2 separate regions of the Mus musculus genome follow, and region 2 is linked to region 1. The links are chromatin loops, found by intact Hi-C in ENCODE. Cell type or tissue: heart. All regions are shown on one strand. Links, peaks and the distances in the headings refer to the core of each region. The heading gives the core; the rest is flanking DNA.

Region 1 (4,388 bases), core at 262-4,261:
GTCCTTAGGTCCATTTGACAGCACTGAAACTACAAAGGTATCATCTTTTTTAAAAAATCATTAAAAATGTCCAGTGCAAGCTTCTGCACTTATGTAAGAGCACTTTTTACTATCTAAACCTTGCTACATGCTTCATTGATGTCTTTCTAGAGAATTATCATTACATTAGTGAAGTTCTTAGGATTTTTTTAAATCCCTTTCAAGGTTGCCATATATTTTGGCATTTAAAATTTCAATGATTTTTGTTGGTTTTTGTTGTTGTTGTTTTGTTTTGCTTCCTTTGTATTTAGGGAAGGAAGGTGAGTGTAATGCTTTATCAAAAGCATATGATATTTATCAGGAATTCTTAAGTCTTATGGGCCACACTAGAACACAATGTATCTGAGACTATTCACAAAGCAATGTGAGGATGTCCACTTTCAAGTCAATATTCTAAGTAGGAATCAGCTGAATGAGATTTGGCACCAGGAGTTTTAATAAAAGTCCTCCTCTGACACCTTTAAAAATTTGTTTATCAATGTCAAGAGTATATTCTGTAAATGCCACCAAACCTTTGAATGGTGCTAAGAATGTGCCTCTCAGAGCACAACAAAACTAAAACTGGAAAATGAGAATCTCAGCTAAATAGTCAAATATTTATTTAGCACCTAGGAAATCAGGTAAAGCTAAAACTCTGCAGTCTACTTGTGTTAACGTATTTAATATGAAAAACTGCCATTTCACTTTCCTGGAGGTTATAGGACTGCGGCAGACACATGGCCTGGGAGTGGGGGATGGGAGGGAAAGAGACTCCCCAACCCCCTCCAAAAAAAAAAAAAAAAAAAAAAAAAAAAAAACTAAACATGTTTATTTTCAGAGGTAGACTCGGGTCGGAGGCAAACATCCACTAGGCCTACTACTGAGCTTTTGGGGCCGGTTCCAACGGGGCTGCCAACGCCGGTCACTGGCCTGGCGGGCAGCGGCCGCAGCCGCGCCGCCGCCCGCGTGGCGCCGACGACTGAGCCGGGCCAGGGGCGGGGGGCTCGCACGTGCCCGGCGGGGGCGGGGCGGCGAGAGCGACGGCGACCCCGGCTCCGGGAGGCGGGCGCGGCCGCTTCGGCCTCCCCCGCGGCGGCCGGCAGGCAGCGGCGGTGGACGAAGGTGCGCGTCACGGAACCGATGGAGCCACACAGAGACGTCTAAGTCATGCAGGAGGCGCCCGGCCCCGGCCCGCTCCCGCCGCCCCGACCCCTCCTCTCATCCGACAGAAAGACAGACAAGAAGGGTTCCCGACCTGTCGTGCCCTGCATGTTCAGAGTCTGTCATGTTTGGTCAAGAACGGGGCGGGGCTGGAGGGCAGGTCTGGAGGCCGGCGGCGGCGGTGGCGGCGGCAGCGGGGCGCGGGGAGGACCCCTGCGCCGCCTGCGGGCAACCCTGTCCCCGGCCGCCGCCGACAGGTGACGAAGTGGTAAAAACTCACGGTTACTAGTGAGCGACACAGACACAGACTTTCCAGTCTATTAACAACCAACGCCAGAGAGATGGGGCTCTAACTGCAAAGACTGGGCAACGGCCCCGCGCTGCCGGCGCTGCCGCTCTAGTCTGTATTCGCCGCCGGAGGCTGAGGCGTGGGAGCCGGCGGGCGGCGTGCAGCGACGCGGGGATTTGGACAGTGGCCGTAACGGTGATTTCTCCTCACCAACATGGCGGCACCCGAAACAGGCGGCTCAGAAAATGGCGCCGGCCGCAACACCTTGCCCGGGACTAAAGGGCAAGTGGAATTCCTCCGCGAGCCGCGGCCCTCTCCCAGCCCGCCGGTGCCGAGCGCACTAGCCATTGGAGGAAACTGCCCGTCAATCACTTCCAGGGGCGGGCCTTTAATACGCTCGCTGCGGCAGCGGAGGCAGCAATCTGATGGGTGTGAGGCCAGGGATGCGGTTCGGTGGCGCGTGGAGTTATATCGGGCGGGGCAGGTCACCCCGCCAGGCCTGCTGTGTCCACCAGGTCCTCTGTGCCCATTTCTCGATGTTCCTGCGAGACTCGTCGTCTAAGGCTTTGGAGTTCCGGACTCATCACACTGTCCCCCTCCACCCCGCCACCGTTAACTGCGCGACAAAGAAAGGAACCCAGGACTGGCGGTTTTCTTTGTTAAAAAGAAAGAAAGAAAGAAAAGCTTTCTTTGTTGCCGAAAGAACTCGGAATCATCCTTAAGCCCTTAAACTTGTAGCTGTTATGTCTCCGTAGTGTAAGGAAGACTGCCTGCCATGCAACTTTTTCTGATACTAAATTCACCCAGTCCTTACTTGACGATTAAAAATAGCTATTGAGGTAATTAAAACATGATCTTGTGTCTGTTAGCGGTTTAGATGTGGAATTCATTCGAGTATTTCATAAGAACAAGACTTCATTTCTTCGTATGTCCATGGCCTTCAGACGTATTTCCATATCCTTCAGAAATAGTCTTGAAATGATGAGTAATGTATACTTAGTTCTGAAGGAAAGTTAATTTTTTTTATTAAAATGATAAGCTTAAATGTCCAATATTTCTAAATACACGACGTCTTTTGTCTTTGATGTGTAAATAACGTGCATTCAAAGAGCAATTGCGATTAGATAAATGTGAAAAGAGAAAAAAAGTTATTTAGTTGAATGCAGCTATTGACAAGACTTGAACCCTGACAGATCTTCACGGCCCATTATAGGAAACTTTCAAAAGGCACATCTGTTTTAACTAGAGAAGCAATATTATTAGTTTTTGGAACTAAAATGTAAAGCCTCTTCATTTAATCGTTTTACTAGGAACAGTGAAAGGCTTTTGAGGTGTAACAGCTGCTCTTCACAACTGCATTTTCTGCTTAGACATTAAAATAATGATTTAGGATTTGAATTTGATTTTTTTTTTTAATAAAAAGAAAATCTTTGAACTGGTACACATTTGAGTATTGCTGTTTTCAAATTCGTTTGGAAGTTTAAACGCACACCAAAATAAATTCTGGGCATTAGCTTACTCAGAAAAACAACTTTTGAAATGTTGCCTCCAGACAAAATTAACATACTGACACACTTGGAAGGTCCAATTGTTGGCTATCTAGGCCAACTCAAGCCACAAGGAAAGGATTCCCTGTGGTGTACTCTATTTGTAAACTTTATATACTTTATAAACCCTCAAGGCAGGAAAGCCACAGCTCTCAGCTGGCTGAACACAAAGCAGTCAGGCCCCGCACCCAGACTTCCCTAACAGCCCTAAAGGTCATCTTCTAAGGGCTACTGCAGTCATTCATTCGCAACCTGAGCTATGAAAGTGGCCAAGAAAGTGCCCTACAAGAAAAAAAAAAAAAATCCCGCCACCCCCTGAAAAGGAAGTCTCATTAGTCCCTGGCTTGTCACAGAAACCAGTTCCTGAGCATGAAAACCAACAAATCCCTGAGCAGAAAAATTCACCAATCCCTGAAAATACCAAACTCTGGACTTGAAATCCCAACAGTCCTCAGCCTGGAAAACTGGACAGCTCCGCCCCCTAAGAAATCCTATGGAAGGCCTGCCTTCAGCTCAGTCAGGGGCTGTTTTCTCACCTGAGCAGAGGCAGCAGTCCTGCGGTTTTCTCTCCCAATAAATCCCTTGTGTGAGGTTTGTTGTACTGTGTGACTTTGTGCCTCCCAACTGCGAGGATACCTTTCCTTTCAGACCTACAACATTTCCATCATCCGCAAAGAGTATTTCCTCGCCATTTGTTACCCTCTGTTGACCTCAAAATAGAAGATAACCTGGAATCTGCTCAGCCCTTTCCTCTTTAAAAGAAATCGCTTGTAGACTTTAGAATTTAATTCACCTCTGAGATTACTAAATTCTGTGACCAGAGCTCATTGATATTTTTTAAAGCCATCCCTGTACTTAAAACTGAGAGTTGCACTCTTTTATATTTAATATTCTGAGTATATAATAGCCACTCGTTCTGTGTATGTTGGGGCAGCTGTGTGGAAGTACAAGGACAGCTTGCAGGAGGCCATTCTCTCCTCCCGCCATTTTCTCACCCAGGCAGAGGCAGCCACCCTTCTGGGTGATTGACCTCAAGACATTCAGAGCTTGGTGGCAGGCAGCACTCGGGTTCTCAGCAGCCCCGGAACTGATATCGTAATAGAACTTTATGACTTTCCCTATAGATACCTTACACCTTTGATAGACTCCTCACAATCGGATACTTCTGCTTTCATTGCTGTGTAACAAGCTATAATAATACACTGTTTTAACTTATAGTTTGGAATAGGAAACATTTCCAGAATCCTACACATATTCAACCCATGCTCTAACAAGAGCTAAACTCCCAACACAAGGGTTTGGGGTGTTTGTTTGTTTTCCCAGTCTAATCCTTGGATTCTAGGTTCTCATTCTACACTCACTGAGATTTCCAG
Region 2 (4,388 bases), core at 300-4,299, 160 kb before region 1:
TTAGACAGGAGATGGATAAGCAAAGCAGCTATGCTCCTGAGCACCCGTACATTTGTCCACTGAGGATGGAGTATGGAGTTTGAGGTGGAGAGTGGAGAGGTGGGACCAGGTCACCCGGGATGCAGGCTGCACTGGGGTGAGAGCTGGTCTGGTAGAACAGAAACCACAAAGAGCTTTCTATGCAGAAGCCAACATGCTAAGATGTCCTCTGAGTCCATTCTGAGACCATCACATAAGGACTGGAAAGGACAAGATGAGCCAACACACTAGCCCAAAAGAAGGCGAGAAAGAAAAGGCAGAGCTGCAGGGACAGAGAGCCCAGAGGTGCTCAGATGAGGGCGGTCGAAGGTGTGAACTTTCCCTTGGAGAGATCCAGCAAGAGCAGCAAGGGAGGGAGGGTTTCTCACGCTTTCCTCCATTTCTGCCAAATCCAGAACATTTTAAAGACTTTTTCCTAATGGCTACATCAATAACAGTTTAGTATTTCAGACATATTGTATATGTATTTATGTATTGTATACATTAGCAAGATCCTTTTCTGTGCACCCCTCCACCTCACCCCCTCACCCCTACCAGCACAGCTGGAAAGTAGTGAAGGGGACACAGTGGCTGAGGAAAGGAAGAACACAGGATCCAGTAAGAATCAGGGACTTTGTTCCAGTGTGAATTGGTGGCCACCAGAGAGTTTTAAGCAAGGGATTATCATTACTAGAATCCAGGTCATTATATGGAACACAGAGGGTCTGGCAAGCCGGGGAAAGGCTGGGGCAGGTGCCCTGGCAGAGGGGAGTGTGAAAGGTGGTGACAAGCAGAGGCATGTCCACTCGGGGACAGAGAACCATGGTTTTTAGATTCTTGGATGCATAGCCAAGGCCATGTATGGGAATGGGGCTGGGACTGGTTCTGGAAGGTATTTAAACTAGAAAATGAAGGGAGTTGTGAAAGGAAAAAGCTACGATCAAGTTAGCCTCCTTTACCTCTCCAGTTGTGGGTGAACTTGGTGGCTGCACCTGCTCTGCACACTGCAGGAAGCGGCGCATGTGTTCAGCACAGTTGCCCACTGCTGCCTCATTCAAGCGAAGACACTTCTCAAAGGCTTCAAAGGGCTCAGCACAGGCCTGGCGGATCTGGCGGATGATCGGGCTGTGGGGGGTAGGGCATTTTAGACCCTGAAGCATTCAAACCCTACTGCCTGGCACCCTCTAGCCCCCAGTTGTACACTCACTGGGAGGACGTGCAGCGAGCAATGCTCATCTTAAGGTGGTGACAATCTCGATGCCACGACTCTGGCTTGGCTGCCACACATTGGCCATACTGATCCAGCTCTCGGCTGCAGTATCGAGCAGTGACTTCCAGGGCTGCCTGCCTGTGGGACAGGGTAAACTGAAGATAATCTCAAGAGAAGGCAAGAAAGAGTTCTGATTTTGATCTGTGATTGGACTAGTCTGGATTGGGGGTGGGGGGTGTAAAGATCCTGTGATAGGGACAACCAACGAGGGGCAGAAATAAGCGCCGATCCCTGCGCGTTGTGGAACAAGGTGGGATTTCCCGGGAGATCGTGGAAGTCCTAAGACAAAAAGTCTGGCTATTGTGAAGCAGGCCTGGAGTCTTGAATTCAGTCATTTCCCGTTGGGGACCGTGCAGTCTGACAAGCATGATCTAGAGTTATAGGGAGTTGTAACTCACATCTCCAGGCGAATTCAAGCGCCGATCAGTCAGGGAGAAGAGACCCGCCTTTTCCGGTATCAGGTTGTTATGGCGGCGCCCAACCCAGACCTCCTGGCCTCACTCTTCCGGTCGTCGAGCGTCCCTGCCACTCATCCCACATTGGTCCAACCTTCATGGCTGTGTCCTGCTTTGCTTTCCGCCTCACTGCCTATCCGGGAGGAGGCCCCTGTAACTACTTCCGGTCCGTCAGCTATTTTAGTTTATTTACTTCCGGCTTGTGGTGGTCGCGTTTAGTGATCACCGGAAGCAGGACTTCGGCCGTGATCGAGCAGCCAGGCACAGAGCACCAGAGCTGGTTCCCTGTAGGTCAGATCTACAGCCGCTCGCGCTGCCACTTTCCCGGCTGGAGTTGAGGCCACCGGCCCGCGTGACTATGGCTCGGCACACGCTGCGGCTGAGGCGGCAGCTGTGCCCGCCGCTGCTAGTTTAGGAACACGGGGATTGCCCTCTCAGGCTGAGCTACCAGTGGCTTTCCGCCACTGCGTATTCTCCTCCTGACTTTAGTTCCAACTTGACGGAAAGGAATGATCTTAAACGCCACATTGGGCTTCCCATCCGATTATTCACTCAGACATGTCCTTTTCCTGCCATAGGTGGTAAAGGCAGGATGAGAGTGGGTTTTATTGCTTGCTCCTTGCAATCGTGCACAAATTATTTTCTTTGTAATTTCCTTAGGTGGTGTTTGCACCCTCTCCACATTTGCCTTCAGATTATAGGGCTAGACCTGGAAGTTCATTTCCCTGTAAGGCTAAATATTCCTCATATGGAGAGGCCTAAGCTAGAGAAAATGAGCGGTAAGGTGATTACCTTAGCACGCAGTTGTAAAATGAGAACGACTGCTTTGGCCTTCATAATATACAGTGACACTTTCATTTTTGGGAAACTTGACACTCCACACTTCTAGTTTCCTTTTGTCTGGTTGCTGTCAAAAGAGTCATTAAGAATGGAATGGAGAGAACTAGATAACCCTAAGGTTTGAAGTGAAGCGGATCTGAGAAATGCAGGTCTCAAGAGTGCTTCTGTTACTGGGGTTCCCTTCTGGGGAGCTCATTAATGAAAGAACTTTAAAAGGTACTCATTTAGGACAATCAAGGGCAATGTTATTGGTCTGAGAGAAAACACCAGGACAGGCACGCTGTAAATGTCAGTAGCCGCTAAGAGGGAGCAGGAAAAGGAAACTAGGGACATGTGTGTGATGTACATGTGTGCAGGCAGAGGCTGGCGGCAGGTGGCTTCCTCTATTGCTTGACACCTGAAGCTTTTTGGAGACAGGGTGTCACTGAACCTTAAAACCCACCAGTGAACATCCAGGAGCTGTCTCCTCATCCCAACACTGGGATTCCAAGTCTGCCCTACCATGCCTTTTCTGCAGGTTTTTATGCAGGTGTTGGAGATCCACAACTCAGGTCTTCCTGCTTGCATAGCAAGCACTTTAGTCAGCCATTCCTTCACTCCCTCCCCTATTTCTTATGAAATCAGGTAACTATCTTATGACGCAATAATTGCTTCTTGAACGTTTGTCCCAGATACAAGAAGTTTATATCTACACACAAGCATGCATGTGGCCTTCCAGAGAAGCTTTCTCTCTTAGTGCCCCAAACTGGAATCAAAATGTCCTTCAAAGTGGATGGCAAAAGTAGGTCACCCATACTGTGGAGTACTATACAGCAATGCAAAGGCATGAACTCACACATACAACTTCCACAAATTTAAAGTAAACTGTTAAGTAAAAAAGAAAAAGTCCATTTCAGAATATGCCATGATTCTATTTACATGTATTTCTTGAAATTATTGAGAATATGTTGAAGGGTTAGAGATAATGAGAGAAGACACAACAGGACAAGCTTGTAATAATGTCCTGTGTGTAACAGCAATCTACCCAGAGGATAACAGTCCATGCAACTAACTATACATAAGAGCACATAAAACTGCCAAGTCTGAGTAAGCGCCCAGGTTGTCTTAATGTCACATAGATTTTTTTAGTCAAGAATCTACAATTTAAGATCAAAAGTTAATTTTAAAAAATTTAGCGAGGTATTGTGGGATATGATGCTAATTCTCACACTCGGGAGGCTGGAGCAGGGAGGTGACTAGTTCACGGGCAACAAGACCCTTAGAACACAAATACTTGGACACTAGATCTGCACACTATCCCCAGCTACGATATTGTGAAGAGACAGAGAATAGGTTGTGCGGGTCTAAAGTTGAGCTGTTAACACAGGGGAAGGATCAACCAATTCAAGGTGTTCTCCTTATGAAAAAAATTCAAACACCCATTCACAGGGAGCAGTACGGCTGTGTAAGATGTTATACACAAGCACACACAGAACCCTAACAAGCACGGAGAAACGCATACAGAGGTTAGCAAAAAGGCAAAGGAACATAGTTACTCAATAATCAGATACATTCAGCCTTAAAGGAGGAGGAAGTCCCACCATGTTCAAAAACACGGCTGAGCGTAGACGAGGTCATGCTACATGAAAGATGCCCATCACACAGGACGGGTGCTGCATGATCCCACCACATGCGCGCGCACGCACGCACGCACGCACGCACGCACGCACACGCACGCACACACACACACCACTCAAAGGTGCACAAGGAAACTTTGGAGATGATGAATCTGTGTAGTGAAATTTATAGGAAACCTTTGTGTCTGG

What was found. Hi-C counts contacts between places; a loop is a spot of excess contacts. Peaks named below come from ENCODE experiments on the same cell type or tissue, not always from the same donor. Only the 100,000 strongest peaks of a DNase experiment are listed, where the experiment ranks them.
Region 2: a loop joins it to region 1, with 2.0 times the contacts of the local background. A loop is called at or near these places in 1 of 42 quality-filtered maps.

The regions. Positions count from the first base shown.
Region 1 is chr2:128,964,722-128,969,109 of GRCm38, reverse strand. It overlaps Zc3h6 (zinc finger CCCH type containing 6), which reads right to left and starts at 1,708. Exons shown (of 12, transcript NM_178404.3): 1 at 1,274-1,708. The coding sequence starts at 1,305. In heart, for the core only: no CTCF peak of the experiment used is centred there; DNase peaks (open chromatin) are centred at 1,239 and 1,829; H3K4me3 peaks cover 2,614 bases; H3K27ac peaks cover 3,416 bases.
Region 2 is chr2:129,127,156-129,131,543 of GRCm38, reverse strand. Chchd5 (coiled-coil-helix-coiled-coil-helix domain containing 5) reads right to left here and starts at 1,844. Exons shown (of 4, transcript NM_025395.3): 1 at 1,687-1,844; 2 at 1,226-1,366; 3 at 978-1,143. The coding sequence starts at 1,688. It also overlaps a transcript of Polr1b not described here. In heart, for the core only: no CTCF peak of the experiment used is centred there; DNase peaks (open chromatin) are centred at 1,203 and 1,833; H3K4me3 peaks cover 2,252 bases; H3K27ac peaks cover 1,939 bases.